2 separate regions of the Homo sapiens genome follow, and region 2 is linked to region 1. Evidence: chromatin contacts called from ENCODE Hi-C or POLR2A ChIA-PET data. All regions are on one chromosome and are shown on one strand. Each heading gives the region's core, a stretch centred on a gene start or an enhancer-like site at or near the end of the contact. The rest is flanking DNA. Distances are from core to core; before and after follow the strand shown.

Region 1 (7,898 bases), core at 2,145-4,644:
CTACCCTGATAATTCTGCAATGAGTTCCTCATGCTTTCAATTCACCTTATTCTGCTCTACTTTTTCCTTTTTCCATAACACTTTATAGCCTCCTAGCATATACATTATTGACCTAGTTAGTAGGTCTACCGTTAATCACCTATCTCCTTACACTAGAGTATAAGGTCGATGAGGGTATAAATCTTTCTTTTGTTCATTGATATATTGCAATCTCCAGGAACAGTGTCTGTTACGTAGTAGGCACTCAATAAATATTTGTTGAATATCTGAAAGATTAAGAAAATAGGAATTTCTATTTCTCTGTAAAAAGCATTAGTCTCCTTTTTCGGTGCAAAGTCTCACCCTGGTTTGAAAGCCAAAGGACTCATCTGTCAAGTTCCCAGTGAGTGGTTTGGCAATTATATCAACTACTAGCAGGTCCCCTTAGGTCGATGGACACCTGAGGCTATTTATTTTATTGGTGAAAGGTTGGTGTGAGAGCATTTTGGTCCATTTCAGGAAAACAGCAGTGTTCTAACCAGCAGCTCCAATAAATCTTACACATTCTTAAGCCCATAAGTCCTGGCCTCTTGCCTCTCTACACATCCATTCATCCAACTAAGAAGAACCTCTTGTTGGAGCACACAGGGCCCCTTGATTAGCAAGAGCAATGGGAAGGAACACAATCCTCTTCCCTTTCTGCCCTGGGGACACAACTTCAGAGCAACAAGCTCTTCGCTCAGGACAGGCAGAATGTGACAAGTAAGATTTTGCATCTCTTTCCACATACACCAAATAGCTTGCCCACTGTCCCGAGTCGGTTAAAGTTAACACATGGTGCCATGAATTTATATTGATTTATTCCAAGGTAATTTATGTTTACTTCTGGGACTGTCAGTTACTCTATGACCATCAAAGTCTATGGAGACTAATAGGCTCAGAAATGGTTCATGCAAAAGAATGTCTTTCTCATGATAATTTTCTGATTCCATATCTTTTTGCACATTCTCTATTATAGAACTTTTTACATTTTGCACTGTAGTTGTTTACATTTTGATCTTTCCATCTATATACCCCTTACTCGTCCTTTGCCCCAACCACTACACTAACAGTTTCTTATAGCTGGGACTAATGGTTTATTAACTTAGCAATACAGGGTAGTAAGTAAAGGCACAGACTCAGAAGCCATATTATGTCAAGTCCTAGCATTAGTACTGTATGATCTTGGACAAATTACTTAACCTCACTGTGCCTTAATTGTCTGGGCTGTTAAAGGAGAATAACACCACTGCCTCATGAGGCTGTTGTAAGGATAAAGTGTATGTATATTGTATATATAAAAATCACTTAGCACAACACCTGGCATATAAGAAGTGTGAACACACACACACACACACACACACACACACACACACACACACACATCCTTGTTTACATAATTAGAAGCACTTTGTGTCTTTGTGAGGTGACAAAAATTATCTGAGATTGTCTTTCAGTGTGACTCCTGCTTTAGAATTATGAATGAGTCAGCTGTTTGGTGAAAATATTCTAACAAGATGTTAAAGGGAAAAAATAAATTTGACCCTGTGCACATACACCCAGAATACATTTTGCCTTCTTCAGGACAGGGCCAATCCCATGAAACAAGCTCCCCAGCAAACATTCTCAGAGGACTTGGGGTTTCCTCTGGTACCACCAGGGTGTAGGGGAGGAGGAAGCAGGAGCAAAGTTTAGGGAATGTTTTCTGGGCTTCCTCCCCACTCCTCAAAAACACATATTAAGCCTGTGTGGCAGTTACATACATACACGAGGACCTTTAGCCTAGCCTACATTAGTTAGATCCTTTAAGATTTGCTGTAAACGGAATTGTACCCCCACCCCAAATTCATATGTTGAAGTCCTAACCCCCAATATAATTGTATTTGGAGATAAGGCTTTTGGGAGGTAAATGAGGTTAAACAGAGTCATAAGGGTAAGATCCTAATCTAAGAAAATTGACGACCTTATAAGAAGCGGAAGAGAGCAATGTCTCTCTCTCTCGCCCCGTGCTGAGGAAAGGCCATGTGAGGACACGACGAGAAGGTGGCCCTCTGCAAGCTGGGAAGAGACTGTTCAACAGGAATTGACTGGCACCTGATCTGGGACTTCCCAGCCTCCAGAAATGTGAGACATTTCTGTTGTTTAAGCCACCCAATCTATGGTATTTTGTTATGGTAGCCCGTGTTGACTAAAGCAGGTTGGAACAGGATAATATACCCAGATAATCCCAATAATGGGTGTTTATTGCCAGGGTTCATGGGGCAGCATGGGATGTCCTTCGCCTCCTTAGCTGGGCAGCCAGTCTTGGTCTCAGAGCTTCCCAGGGATGTGTACAGGCTCATGGAGAAAAAGAATAAAGGCTCAGCATGGATTGGGATAACTACACTTTGTTTATCTAGTATTCCTATTTCCTGGTTGAGTGTCCCTATTGGGCAGTTTGACACCCGAAGTCCTTTTTGGCCTCCTTCTGACTAGCTCAGTCCCAGGGGACTTTGGCTCCAAACAAACGTGGCTAGGGTAGTAGGGTTGGTTTTATACGGCAAGAAATATGACAACAGAGAATAAGCCACTAGCAGCCTGTTTCTCAGAAGCGGGCTGTGGGCCTAGGAGGCACTTAAGAACAACAAAGCGTTCTCCTCACTGTAGAGTGTAGTTTGAAAAGAGCAGTTTTGAGGTCAACGCTCCTATTCTAGTGCTTCTATTATTACTTCCCTAGGGCTGCTGTAACTAAGTACCACAAACTGGGTGGCTTAAAATAACAGATACATATCCTCTCACAGTTCTGGAGGCTGGAGGTCTACAGTTATCAGCAGGCCGTGCTCCTTCTGAAGTCTGTAGGGGAGAATCCTTCTTTGCTTCTTCAAACTTCTGGTGGCCCCAGGCATTCTCTGGCCTGTGGCAGCAGAAAGCCAATTTCTCCATCCTGTGTCTTCATATGGGCTTCTTCTCTGTGTGTATTTCTGTCTGTCTTCTTTTTTTCTTATAAGGACACCAGTCATTGGATTCAAGCCCACTCTAATCCAGTCTTACCTCATTTTAACGTAACTAATTATATCTGCAGACTCTATTTCCAAATAAAGTCACACTCTGAGGTTCTGGGAGACATGAGTCTGGAGGGGCACTATTCAATCCACTACACTGCCTTAGTTGAAATCTTCCGTTGAAAATTACAGAAAAACATATGAGCCAGATTATGAAAATGAAAGAGATTCTATTCATAGGACACAGGAGTGGTTTACAGACTCTCAGGTCAGTAAAGCCATCAGGCCTTAGAAGGAAGACCCGGGAAGTGCACGGCTGTCAGATGGCTCCGTTCCCTCTCTTCTTCTTATCAGAGCCTCCCCGTGCCTGTCGGCTTCATTCTCTCTGCAGCTGGCTTTCTCTGTGGCACCATGCCCTCGGCCAGCAGCAGATGACCAACTCAGTGCTCCAAAGGTTACATTTCTGTTCAAGCAATCAGTCCAAATTGAATAGTCTTGGCCCCAATTCTAAATTCTCAGGAGGGAGAATCTGATGGACTCATCTAGGATCAGATGTTTAATCCTGGTCTAGTTAATTGTGGGTAGGTGGGTGGAGTGATAGAGTAAATCTTCTATCTATCTAGAGGTAGAGGCGTCCCAGTGGCTGGAAAGCCAACACTCAGAGAAAGAAGAGTCACTGCAAGCTGGATAGATAGCCCAAAAAAGGTCTAGACAGATCTTGTTTTATAGCATTTAGCAGCATGCAAAGTGTTTTCATTTATACTCTCATTTGATTTGTGCAAATTCCTATGGAGTCGGCATAACTAGCATTTTGCTCATTTTGTACATGTAGAAACAAACTCAGAGAATTTAATGGTTAGCCCATAAAGATGGCCAGGGTCAGAAGTCACACACAACATTAGGTCTTCTGGGTCCTGACCCAATTCACCTTACTATACAACACAGAAATGTAACTGACTTTGTCATTTTTATTACAACCAATTGTCAGTTATACACAGATTTATTATCCAAGTTCACAAACGTAGTTTTATAAAAATAAAATTTTAGTAGTCTAAAGATTACAGCCATTCTATTCTTGTCTGACGGATCCAAAGTTTTTCCCACTTATTTTCCTTCTTTCCTAGGCCACTGTTTCTTCACAATTCTCCTCCTTTGGCATCATTATTCCTCCAGAAAGTTCACTAGGATTTAGCACACTTAAATAAAAAGGACAGTAGTTTTCTTTTTAACATTTAAACTCAAATCACTCCTCCTTTGCATTTAATGGTTTCCTTCTATGAATTCTGGCATCTAATTAATTGACAGTGTTGGGAAAACGGGGTTATACCTTTGCAATCCTCTTACTCATCTCTTTTTTATATTTTCATTTTTGTTTTTGAGACAGGGTCTTACTCTGCCCCCAGGCTGGAGAGCAGTGGCATGATCACAGCACACCGTAGCCTCAACCTCCCAGGATCAAATGATCCTCCCACCTCACTACATGGGACTACAGGCATGCGCCACCATGCCTGGCTAATTTTTATTTTTTTATTTTTAGTAGAGATGGGGGTCTTACTATGTTGCCCAAGCTGGTCTCGAATTCCTGGGCTCAAGCAATTGGCCTGCCTTGGACTCCCAAAGTGCTGGGATTTCATTATTCATCTCTTACATTTTCTCTGAGGCTTGTTTCCCACAGTCTCTGGTTCAGGTTCTCCCTTCTCATTTTTTTTTTTTTTTTTTTTTTCACACATTGCTCTTCCCAATCCTGTCACCTCTTAGTGAAGGATTTTGCTTCCTGTTTACTGAAACTCCCTTAGTTAACCTGGCCTTGTTTAATTCCCTTGAACTTTCTGTCTCTATTTTATGTTTACCTCTTTCAATTATCTCAGGATAAAATCATCCCTCTTCTCTTCAGAGATAAGTTCTCTCCTAAAGCTTCCTAGAACCATTAACCTCACATAATTTCCTCTAACAATTAAAGCTTGCTTTCTCAGCTGCGTCCTCTTTTGCTTTTCTTTTTTGCTTTTCTCTTTTTTTTTCTAAGAAAACCAACCAACAGCTGCCTAGCCTTTGCCTTGCTACCCCTTTCTGTCTTTCCAGCTATACTTCTTGAATAAATGGTCTTTGTTCTCTACCTTAATTTTGTCTTCTTCACTCCTTTCTTTTTTCAGTATGGTGTCATTCTCCTGAAACTTCTCTCTCTCTCTTTTTTTAATGCCTTCAATTTCTTTCCTCACTTTGTTCATGTTTTCATTTAAATAGTCAACAATAATTATAATAGGTGTTTTAATATTCTTCTCTGCTAATTCTGTATCTGTCATTTCTGGGTCTGTTTCCTTTGAGTGATTATTTTTCTGGTTATGGGTCACATATTTCTGCTTCTTGACTTGTTTAGTCATTTTTTATTGGATGCTGAACATTGTCAGTTTTATATTATTGAGTGTCTAGATCTTACATCTTCCTTCAAAGACTGTCGTGTTTTGTAGTGGCAGGCAGAAAGGTACTTGTGGTTTAGTTTGGCCCTTTTGGGATTTGTTTTCAAGCTTTGTTAGGGCAGACCTAAAGTAGCTTTTATCCTAGGAACAGTTTAGTAACATTTCCAAGGCATGGCCCTTCTAGTGCTTTCACTGAATGCTCCGAGTGATCAGTGAGGACACTCCCCTCTGGCTGGTCAGCCCTTGAGCAATTCCCAGCCCTTCGTAAGCTCAGGAACTGCTGTTCAGTTCGCAATCTCTCTTCGCTCAATGGAGTTTCACCATATTCAGCAAAGGCTCAAAATGACACCATGCAGATTTCTGGAACTCTCTTTCTGAGAGAGAAACTCTGCAACTCTGCCCTACAATTTCCAGCTACCTCAACCCTCCTGAATTCTGATCTTGGTCTCCTCAACTCAATAAGACCATTGTGTCTTACACAGGTGCCCTTCCCTGCTGCATCACTAGACATGTGTCTTCAGGCAGAAAGCCCGGGGGATCTTAAGGCCGCATTATCTCAGGGATCACAGTCCCATATTACCTATCATCCAAAGTCTGGAAACAGCTGTTTCACATATTTTGTCTGTTTTTCTAGTTCTTCAAGGTGAATTCCAGTTCCAGCTACTTCATTATGGCCAGAAGTTGGAATGTCTGAAACTACTCTTTTGAAGAACATCATGACTGTTTCTAAGTAACCAAAGGCTTTCTTTATTCCTCTTGTTTTAGAACAACACTTGATCACTGGCCATTGCCTTCTTAAAATTCTGCTCCCTGAACCATCCTACCCCCTTACCATTCCCTCCCTACTTCTTCTTATCTTTCCTTTTCCAGAGGGGCTGGAAAGTAGGCAAGCTCAAGAATAAAGCAGGTTGTAAATGGCATTGGCAATTTCCAGTTTGATCAGGGAGCACAGCTGGAGGAACCCGGGCAGTGTTTTTTTTGGCAAAAGTCTCCTTTTTAATCCTCATAGTTAGCATTTAACAAATTTGCTGATTGATTTTGGGCCCACTATACTCTAATTTCTTTTTTATTTATTTATTAATTTTTTTGTTTTAGAGATAAGGTCTCACTCTGTTGCCCAGGTCAGAATGCAGTGGCATAATAACAGCTCACTGAGGCCTCAAACTCCTGGGCTCAAGTGATCCTCCCACCTCAGCCTCCTAAGTAGCAAGGACTACAGGCTTGTGCCATCAGACACACCCAGCTAATGTTTTAGTTTTTATGTAGAGACGGGGTCTTGCTATGCTGCCTAGGCTGGTCTCGAACTCCTGGCTTCAAGTGATCCTCCTGCTTTGGCCTCCCAAAGTGCTGGGATTACAGATGTGAGCTGCCTTGCCTGGCCCCACTATACTCTCATCAATTAGTGGGATGGTTGAGAGCTGACTGCATTTAAGATGTACATATTTCAGTATGAATGCTATTATTTCCTAGTCTCATATGGGGTATTTCTCAGGAAAGTATGATCAAATCATTTGAGATTCAAATTATCAAGATTGTCATCTTTGCCAGGTTTCTTGTACTCCATTTTTATCTTGGTAGGTTCTCAACTTGTACAATTCCCCTGCGGGTCCTTTCCAGACCCAATAGTTACTCTTTTTTCTTTTTCAGTTTGTATATGTGTTTCTGTTCTGGGTGGTTTAGCAATACACTAACATTTTTTTTTTTTTACTTTGTTTCTTATGTCAGGTAAGATTAAGTAGGTTAATATCTCTACCGTAAATTATGCTTTTCATTTATTTGGGTTAATGATTCCAGACCCCTACAGGCAGAGGCATCCACAAATCCAAGCTGATTATGCTGCCACCGAAATTCAAACCTTATTTTTTCCCCTAAGGATATTTCTATTAATTATATTTAACTTCTACATGTATTTAATATAAAACAAATTTAACTGCATCAAAAAGAAATCTGTGACAAACAGAATAATGCTTAAAAGTAATATAGTGTTTCATATCCATCACAAGAAAATAACTCAGATACTCTTAGGGCATTTGCTGTAACTTTTATTGACATTAGATGGCATTAAGATAGCCAAACATCAAGCAAAGAATAATTATCTTTCTTTCAATTATTATTCCAACTCTCTTTCAAGAAACTTGTCAACACATGCTTGATGTGTTGAGAAATAAAGCCACTTTAAAGGAATCATGATCAAGCTCAAACTGATAATGTTTAAAATTAAGGACAATTAAATGTTTGCTTATCCTAGGAGTTAATCTGCTACCCTTGAGACCTCACTTCACCTCTTCTAAGATTATTTTTAAAATGAACAGATTGATTTTTCACAAAATGCCCCCATAGATAATGGTTTCCTTAAACAAATAGAATGTTTAGAAATCCTGTGCTGTTTTGGCATCCCTGGTTACCTATGTTTAAAGGAGAATTTAGGCCGGATGCGGTGGCTTATGCCCATAATCCCAGCACTTTGGGAGGCTGAGGCAGGCGG
Region 2 (7,898 bases), core at 3,893-6,392, 39 kb before region 1:
GACCAATGACAACCAAGGAATTTCCAAGACAGCTGGAGGGAGTGAGGGGTGTACTCCCTGGCCATCATTTAGACTGAAGCTAAATGGAACTCCTGACCTTTGCCTCATTAATACCAGGCTTACTGAAACTAAGCCAAACAGCCCAGACAAAGCACACACAAAACCCCCTGCCTCCAACAACACTGACACAGGACTCTTTCGACATTCCCAAGTGCCTGTGATATAGTGGAAAACATATTCCTGAAAAACAAAAGGAATGTATTAATTCTCAAGAAGGAAATAAACACTTCCATGGTAACTCAGTCTAAAAATAATAAACTTGCCCTCAAAAAGTTACAACTCTAAGCCTCATTCTGCAAACTATTATAATCTTTTACACATTAATACTCAAGTTCCCCCTATTTAAATACCTAAACAGAAAACCACACAAAATTCTATAAATTTACAGTTCTTAAACAGTTTCCAAAATAAAATATGTAACTTTCATATGTGTTATCATATAATGGATAAAAGTATCTTATTCTATCCCTCTAATATAATCCAAACATTATAAGCCAAAACTAATCATGTTAATCAAAAGAACTTATAAAATAGAGTTGGAAGAAAAATATGTAATCAAATGCCATTTTCTATAAAAAGCAATATTAACAGCCTTAATGAGATGTAAATATTATCTTTGAATATTCAGAGGTTCTTGATTTTGAAACCAAAATCGATGTCATACACATAAATAAGTGAAATACTGTATCAGAGATTTGCTTCCAACTCCTCACATACCACTTGCCAAACAAATGTCCAAAAGAAACAAGCTAACATAGCTTTTAAGTAACCAAATCTGACACTCTGGATGAAATGAGTCTGAAGTAGTTTGTCCTCCCTGAAACAGGGTAAAGATAGCATAGTATTCTTGCTACCCAGGGCAAGAAAACTGTATTTCCCAATTGGATTTTTAATGATCAGATTCTTTCTACTCCGTGTGAACCTACAGTGTGAAGAAGCAGTGGACATACTATCAAATTCTTTACCCACTGCATAAAATAAATCACTTAGCATATTTCCTTCTGTTTTAAACAGATGCCATTTAAAACAGAAGTTTTTTTTTTCTTTCCCCTCTACATTCTCCCTTGGCACTTTCATCTTCTTACACAGATTCAACCAGTACACCTATTTGTATTATTCACTAAACCCATGTTTAATATATGCCTAGTCCTGACCTCTCCCCTTAACCACAAATCCACATTTCCAAAAGCCTTTGGACATTTCCAGCGTTTGGCAAGTATACAAAAAAGTCAACAAATCCAAAACTGATCTCATTACGTACCTCCTTGCCCGTATTTCTAGTAAGAGTACCACCGTCAACATCTCCGACACTTAAAAAGTGTAATCTTCAGCTGGGCGCAGTGGCTCACACCTGTAATCCCAGCACTTTGGGAGGCTGAGGCAGGCGGATCACGAGGTCAAGAGATCGAGACCATCCTGGTCAACATGGTGAAACCCCGTCTCTACTAAAAATACAAAAGTTAGCTGGGCGTGGTGGTGAGCACCTGTAGTCCCAGCTATTCGGGAAGATGAAGCAGGACAATCACTTGAACCCAGGAGGCGGAGGTTGCAGTGAGCCAAGATCACGCCACCGCACTCCAGCCTGGCAACAAAGCTAGACTCTGTCTCAAAAACAAAAGTGTAATCTTCACCTTCCATCTCCTCCAAACCTGCTCCAAAAACCCCTCCTCCTCGCCACCCACCTACGACATTGAGGTCCTGCAGAGCCTTCACTCTAATTCCATTACCACTGCCCTTGCCCAGTATTTATACTACATTGAAAGTCAGCTTTCCACATCAAATCATTCTGCACACTACTCTATTAGACCTTGGTAACTTCTCATTACCTCCCAAACGTCGAACTTTTTTTCCCCAAATGTCAAACTTCTAAAAGCAGCACTTAAACATGCTCCACAATCCTGCCCCCACTTAAAATTCAAACCTCATCTCTAATTCCCAAAAATGAACAGTATATTCCAGGTAATCTGGTCCACTAACTTTTCTCCAAGTACACAATGAACTTTCCCACCTCCACACTTCTGCTCACATCATTCTCTTTATTTGAAAGGCCTTCTTCACCCACCTACTCCCAATCCATAAATCTTTGTCTTAGAAAAGTCTTATTCTCTGTAACATTAAACTCAGGTTACCAGTTTATTGGGGAGCAACATGATGCAGTAGAAACACACAGGCTTTGGCACCAGACAGATTTGGATTCAAATTGGGGCTGTTACATGCTAGCCACATAGCCCAGGCAAGTAACTTAACATATTTGAGCCTCACTGTCCTCATTATTAAGGTACTTACATATTGCTGTGAAGCTAAGAAAATGCTGTAAACAGCAACTAGCATTAAGTCTGTTCAGTAAATGCTCAATAAACAGTAGCTTCTGAGCTATCTCCACAAATTTCCATTACTTAAGCTAAAAATGAACCCTTTCTTCTTTTGTATAATTTACTCCAAACTTTACCTCAAACCACCCATAAGTATTTACAAATGTTTATGTTGTAAATGTTTACACAAATCTTATATCCCCTTCTAGATTTCAAATTCCTAAAAACCAAAAGTTTAATCTTTATATCCTAAAATGCCTAGTATAGCGCTTTTCATGAAGCACTCAACACCCATCGCCAATGTTAAGTCCCAATTACAAAAAAAATTGTTAGTATGCCTAAAGAATACAACTCAACTCTTCATGATTTCAGAAATTATTACCAAAACATGAAACTCAACTGTTATGGCTATACCTTTATTTGCTCCTTACATAGTTACCTAACATAGCATAGCAAATAGCATGCTATGCATAACATAGCATAACATGCATAGCAAATGCTCAGTGTTTGTTGAATTGACTTGTATAATATAAAAATACAATCAGTATCTGATTTTCCCCAATCACCTTTCTCTGCTCTTAAAACTCTTGAAGTATTTCCCTTAAAAATACATTGTCATACCTGCAAATCTGTAACTACATCTAACTTAACTATTTTTCCAGATTCTCTCAATTCCAATATTCCAATCTTATGCTCTAAATAATTAAGTACTTCACATGTGGAAGAAGCTACAGTTTCTATCTAAATTTAAAAGTTGTGCAAATATGCTGGGGATGGTGGCTCACAACTGTAATCCCAGCACTTTGGAAGGCCGAGATGGGAGGATCACTTGAGCCCAGGAGTTCAAGACCAGCCTGGGCAACATAGTGAAACCTCGGCTCTACAAAAAAAAAAAAAAAAAAAATTAGCCAGGTGTGGTGGTTGGTGCCTATAGTCCTAGCCACTCAGGAGTCTGAGACAGAAGGACTGCTTGAGTCCAGGAGTTGGAGGCTGCAGTGAGCTATGATGGGGCCACTGTGCTGCAGCCTGGGCAGCAGAATGAGGCTGTCTCGAAAAGAAAGAAAAAAGAAAAGAAAGGAAGAGGAAAAAGAAAAGTTGTGCAGCTAATCTCTCCACAATTTTTTCCAAGGACTTTAAAAATCATCTACCCTTTGCCTGTTCAAAATCAACAACCTTGAAATAAATTTTCCTTTGCATAGGAAAAGCTCACTGAACTTGTCACTTCAGTCTATTTTTCCTGATTCATGATACCACCTCCCCTTTCAGGGGTGGGAGGAAAGAGAATGACATAAGTACCCAAAAAACTACAGAATAAACCCTAATCTACACACAAGATGAGAGTTGCAGATAGCGTCACTGGTTTCAAGAAGGTGATTTGTGAATACTTTACGCTGCAAAAACAGTGGCCATCTGCTAATAGCAATAATCTGCAGTAACTGCATTCCCTTATAAAAAGTTTTTAAATCACCATTTATTGTGGAAAACCCATATTTCCTACAAACCTTTCAGCAGTAAAGTTTACTACCTAAAATCTGTTCACTAAACCTACCTACATCACTTTCTCCCCTAGGAAATCCTCAGTTTATCCGAAGTAAACACTTCATGGAATAAGTTTAAACAAAACATCTCTGCCCACCTGTGTGAAACTCTGCATTGCAGCAACAATTTTAACAGTGTAAGGAATCTCTCAAGAAAATCCAAGAACAATTTTTCCTTAAGAAAAATGACAGTTCCAAATATGAAGGTAAACAAACTTTGGGAGAAAGGATATAACTGTCCAACTCTTTAAAATCAATTCGTACAGCCTCTGAATGAACTCATCATACAACTGTGACATCAGATAGCCAAAAGAATTAAGAGTGTAGATTAGAGAAAAGCATCTTTTTTTTTTTAGTATGTCTGCAAAAAAAGGCGGGGGAGGGGGTGTCTAAACTACTGATTTTCCTTAAGCAAGTTTTTTCTTTAAGTTTACTTCAACAACAGCTTCAGCAAGCTTTCAAGTGAGTAAAGATGATACAGAGCATGCTGGTGCCACAGCGACCTACGTATCCAGGACCGGTTCCGAGCCCAGTCCAAATCGATCCCGGACAACCCTGAAGCAAATCTGGATGAAAAGCCCTGCAAAAGATCCCTGGCATGTACAGGCAGCGCCCCACCCTGGAGGGAAAAGACGACACCCCTGGGACCCGGGTTAATTACTGACCCCAGGACAGACCCAGAGGAGGCGAAAAGTCGGGAACTGGAGCCCAAGATTGAGTCTGGTGTCCAGCTACTACCCCAGGCCGGACACAGAATACCAAACTAGGGAGCGGCGAGGTTTGGGGCAGCACACATGAGGGGGGTCGGACGGACGAACAGAGGCCCAGCCCATCCCCACTCTCGAGTCCCAACAGCAACAACAGCTCTGGGAACCCCCTCCCTGGCTCCGCCCCGCCCACCCCATGGACCCACAGCCAGCTCTTCCCGTCCCGCTGGCCCGGAGAAGTCCGCGGCGGTCGACAATCCCCTTCCCCGGACGCCGGCAGCCGAGCCCTCAGCCCGGATCCCGAAGCGGGCAGCGGGGGCACGAGAACGCCAGCTCCGACGCGGGCCCGCGGCCGTCCCAGTCCGTTTCCCTAGCCACTCACCGTCCGCCCAGGTGCTGAGAGGGAGCAGGGCGCGGGTCGGCGGGCGCGAACCCCCAGACTCCGACCCGCGCTGGAGCCCCTACTTGGAGCAGATCGAGTCTCAGCCGCTGTGCCTACAAGGCCTCTCTCCGGCCCGAATCTTGGAAAAGCACTTCCGGGGGAGCGGGGGAGGGAAGGGTTTTGGCACCGGAACTGCTCTCAGCCCGGAGCTGCCAGGGCCTCCAGGGCGGGGCGGGGCCTCTCTCGCCGGGCGCCCACAGATCAGCCTCTGGGCTCCTAACTAACCCTTTCCGCCCCGCGCCTCCTCGATTCCCCGGCTACTGCTGCACCCTTTGCTTTAACTGCTGTTTGAGTTGTTTTACTCCAGCCAGCTAATTTTACAAATAAGGAAACCGAGGCTCGGAGAATTAGGTGCAAGAATCCAGTGCCTACACCCGGCCTCCCGACTCCCTTCAGTGTACTCTACGCTCCAATCTGCCTCCTTTAAAAAATAATGATAATAGTTAACATTTATTGAACGCTTACTACGTGGTAGGCACTGTATTAAGTCCCTTCGGGTGCATTAACTTATTTAATCATCCCCAAACTCCTTGGGGTTGGTGCTATTATCTACGTCTTGCAGGGGAGAAAAACGGTCAAAGATACCAAACCCAATCTCACAAATGTTGGTTGATTTTAATTCACGTGTGTATAAATCTCATCTACCTATACCAAGATTTTGAAATTATTTAAAAACAGGGCTCAAACTATATTCCTATATTCTGTCATCACTGGTGACTTCAACAGAGGCGAGAGCTGGGGTTGGGGGGTTGGGGGGGTTGGGGTGGGGATCTGGAATCTTTTTGCTTGTCTCCTTTTATTTACTTTTATTTTTTCACCCTGGCAAGTTATAAAATCATCTCTGCATTGTAGGAATCCAAAATGATAATGCATGATAAACATTTCAGAATGTCTGGCATTGGATAAAAGTTAACGATTCTTATACCTCATCAGCAATAGGCAATAGAAAAGATTAGTTAAGGAAATAAGAAAGAGTAGGGGTTGGCCGGGCGCGGTGGCTCACGCCTGTAATCCCAGCACTTTGGGAGGCCGAGGCGGGTGGATCATGAGGTCAGGAGATCGAGACCATCCTGGCTAACAAGGTGAAACCCCGTCTCTACTAAAAATACAAAAAATTAGCCGGGCGCGGTGGCGGGCGCCTGTAGTCCCAGCTACTCGGGAGGCTGAGGCAGGAGAATGGCGTGAACCCGGGAAGCGGAGCTTGCAGTGAGCCGAGATTGCGCCACTGCAGTCCGCAGTCCGGCCTGGGCGACAGAGCGAGACTCCGTCTCAAAAAAAAAAAAAAAAAAAAAAAGAAAGAGTAGGGGTTTTTACAACTGGAAAAATACAGGTGCTTGTGAAGCTCCATGCAGTGATAATATGAGGACCCACAGAGTTACATACCAGACAGGGAAAAGGGATGGAAAGGAGGAGGGCGTGGGATTCCTCAGCCACAAAATCAGAAAGGCACCAGATATCTGAGGCAGATTCTGTATCTGGGATGCAGGGAAAGAAAAAAAAGCCTCTTAGCAATGCATACTATCTGCAAAACAAATGTACTAACATCTCTTGAAACTGGGGGGGGGGGGGGTGGCGGGGAAGATTTTTAAATGTTTCTACTATGAAAGGCAGGGGAAAGGAAAAAAGTTGAAAACCCATTATTACAAATTTAAGATGCAAACAATGCCACTGCTCTTGGCTTTATTTACAGGGCTTTCTTACTTTATTTTTGTGATCGCAGAAGTGTTGGCAAATACTTCCGTAATACTCAAATTCAAGCAGCCTTTTGTGCCTCAGAGTGTGAAGAAGTAAAAAACAGCGTGGGTTGGCAGGACTCACCGACATCTCTTTTTACTCAAGGCCTAAAGGGATAGTGAGAGGAATCCTGAATCACAGATATTATCAGGCTCTGTGTGGGATGCAGAGGTGCTAGAGGTTAGTCATTTAATCTGGTCATCTAACTGGTAAATGGAGCCGCCTGGGTTTGAATTTGCAGACCATATTCTCAGATGCTTTTCACCACTATCCCAGTGGTTCTCAAATTTGAGAGTGCATCAGAACCACCTAAAGGGCTTGTTAAAACAGATTGCTGGGCCCCACCCCTAGAAGTCCCTGGACTAAGCCTCTCAACATCATCTGTGAACTTGTTACAGATGCACATTACTGGGTCCCGCCCCAGATCTTATGAATCAGAAGCTCTGGGGTGGGACCCAGCAATCTGTGTTTTAACAGGCCCTCCAGGAGATTCTGATATACTGTCAAGTTTAAGAACCACTGCATAAGATATTAAGAACTAATATCTTGTCTTCCACATATTCCTCTTTTTTTCTAATTTTTTCCAACAGGGATAACTCTTACCGGAGCAAAAGTTCTTGCCGTTGAATTAAATGACCTATTGAAGGATTTTTATTCATGTTTTGCTCTCAGTGAAAGAAGATGAGGCTAGAAAAAAAATTACTATAATGGAGGATTCATTTTGATTACTTTAAATTTGTACTGAAATGTAACCAGATAATACTGGGTTGGGGGTGGAACTAATATTATTTGGGAATTACTCTATGCCAAGGCTTTACACGCGTTTTCTAAATTAATCTTCACTACATTGCTATGAGGTTTTATGGTCTTAATTTTAGAGATGAGGATAACTGAGACTTAGGTGAAGTAATTGACTTAAGGCCACATTCTTGTTAAGGGGCAGAATCAGGATTGTGCAAAGATCCCTCTAATTCCAAAACTCATGTTCTTTCCACTTCGTGGCTGGAGCCTGGAGAACCAAATTCCACTGTGGGCTCCACTGCCCCAGCTATGCAACATTGATTAAGCGATTTAATCTCTATTTCGATTTCTCCATCTATAAATA

The links. A loop is a pair of places that touch in the nucleus more often than their neighbours do. ChIA-PET counts read pairs that join two places held with the same protein, here RNA polymerase II (POLR2A). Pooled maps may share reads with other maps.
Region 2: a map of Caco-2 shows a loop between it and region 1 (4-fold over the local background). The contact joins the promoter of FRS2 here to the enhancer-like site in region 1. A Hi-C loop is called at or near these places in 10 of 168 maps with a recorded cell type or tissue (Caco-2, IMR-90, ascending aorta and 5 more) and 9 of 50 pooled maps. POLR2A ChIA-PET finds 5 or more read pairs at or near these places in 5 of 52 experiments (A673, Caco-2, H1 and 2 more).

Annotation. Positions count from the first base shown.
Region 1 is chr12:69,426,612-69,434,509 of GRCh38, reverse strand. It overlaps a transcript of YEATS4 not described here. Among named protein-coding and RNA genes, the nearest start is that of LINC02373, 17 kb to the left of the region's middle. Within about 2 kb of position 3,394, at least 3 of the 41 ENCODE cell types and tissues checked have a DNase peak (open chromatin) inside an H3K27ac peak, as active enhancers do.
Region 2 is chr12:69,467,632-69,475,529 of GRCh38, reverse strand. FRS2 (fibroblast growth factor receptor substrate 2) reads right to left here and starts at 5,142. Exons shown (of 9, transcript NM_001278356.2): 1 at 5,000-5,142. RefSeq lists enhancers at 4,749-4,798, 4,970-5,471.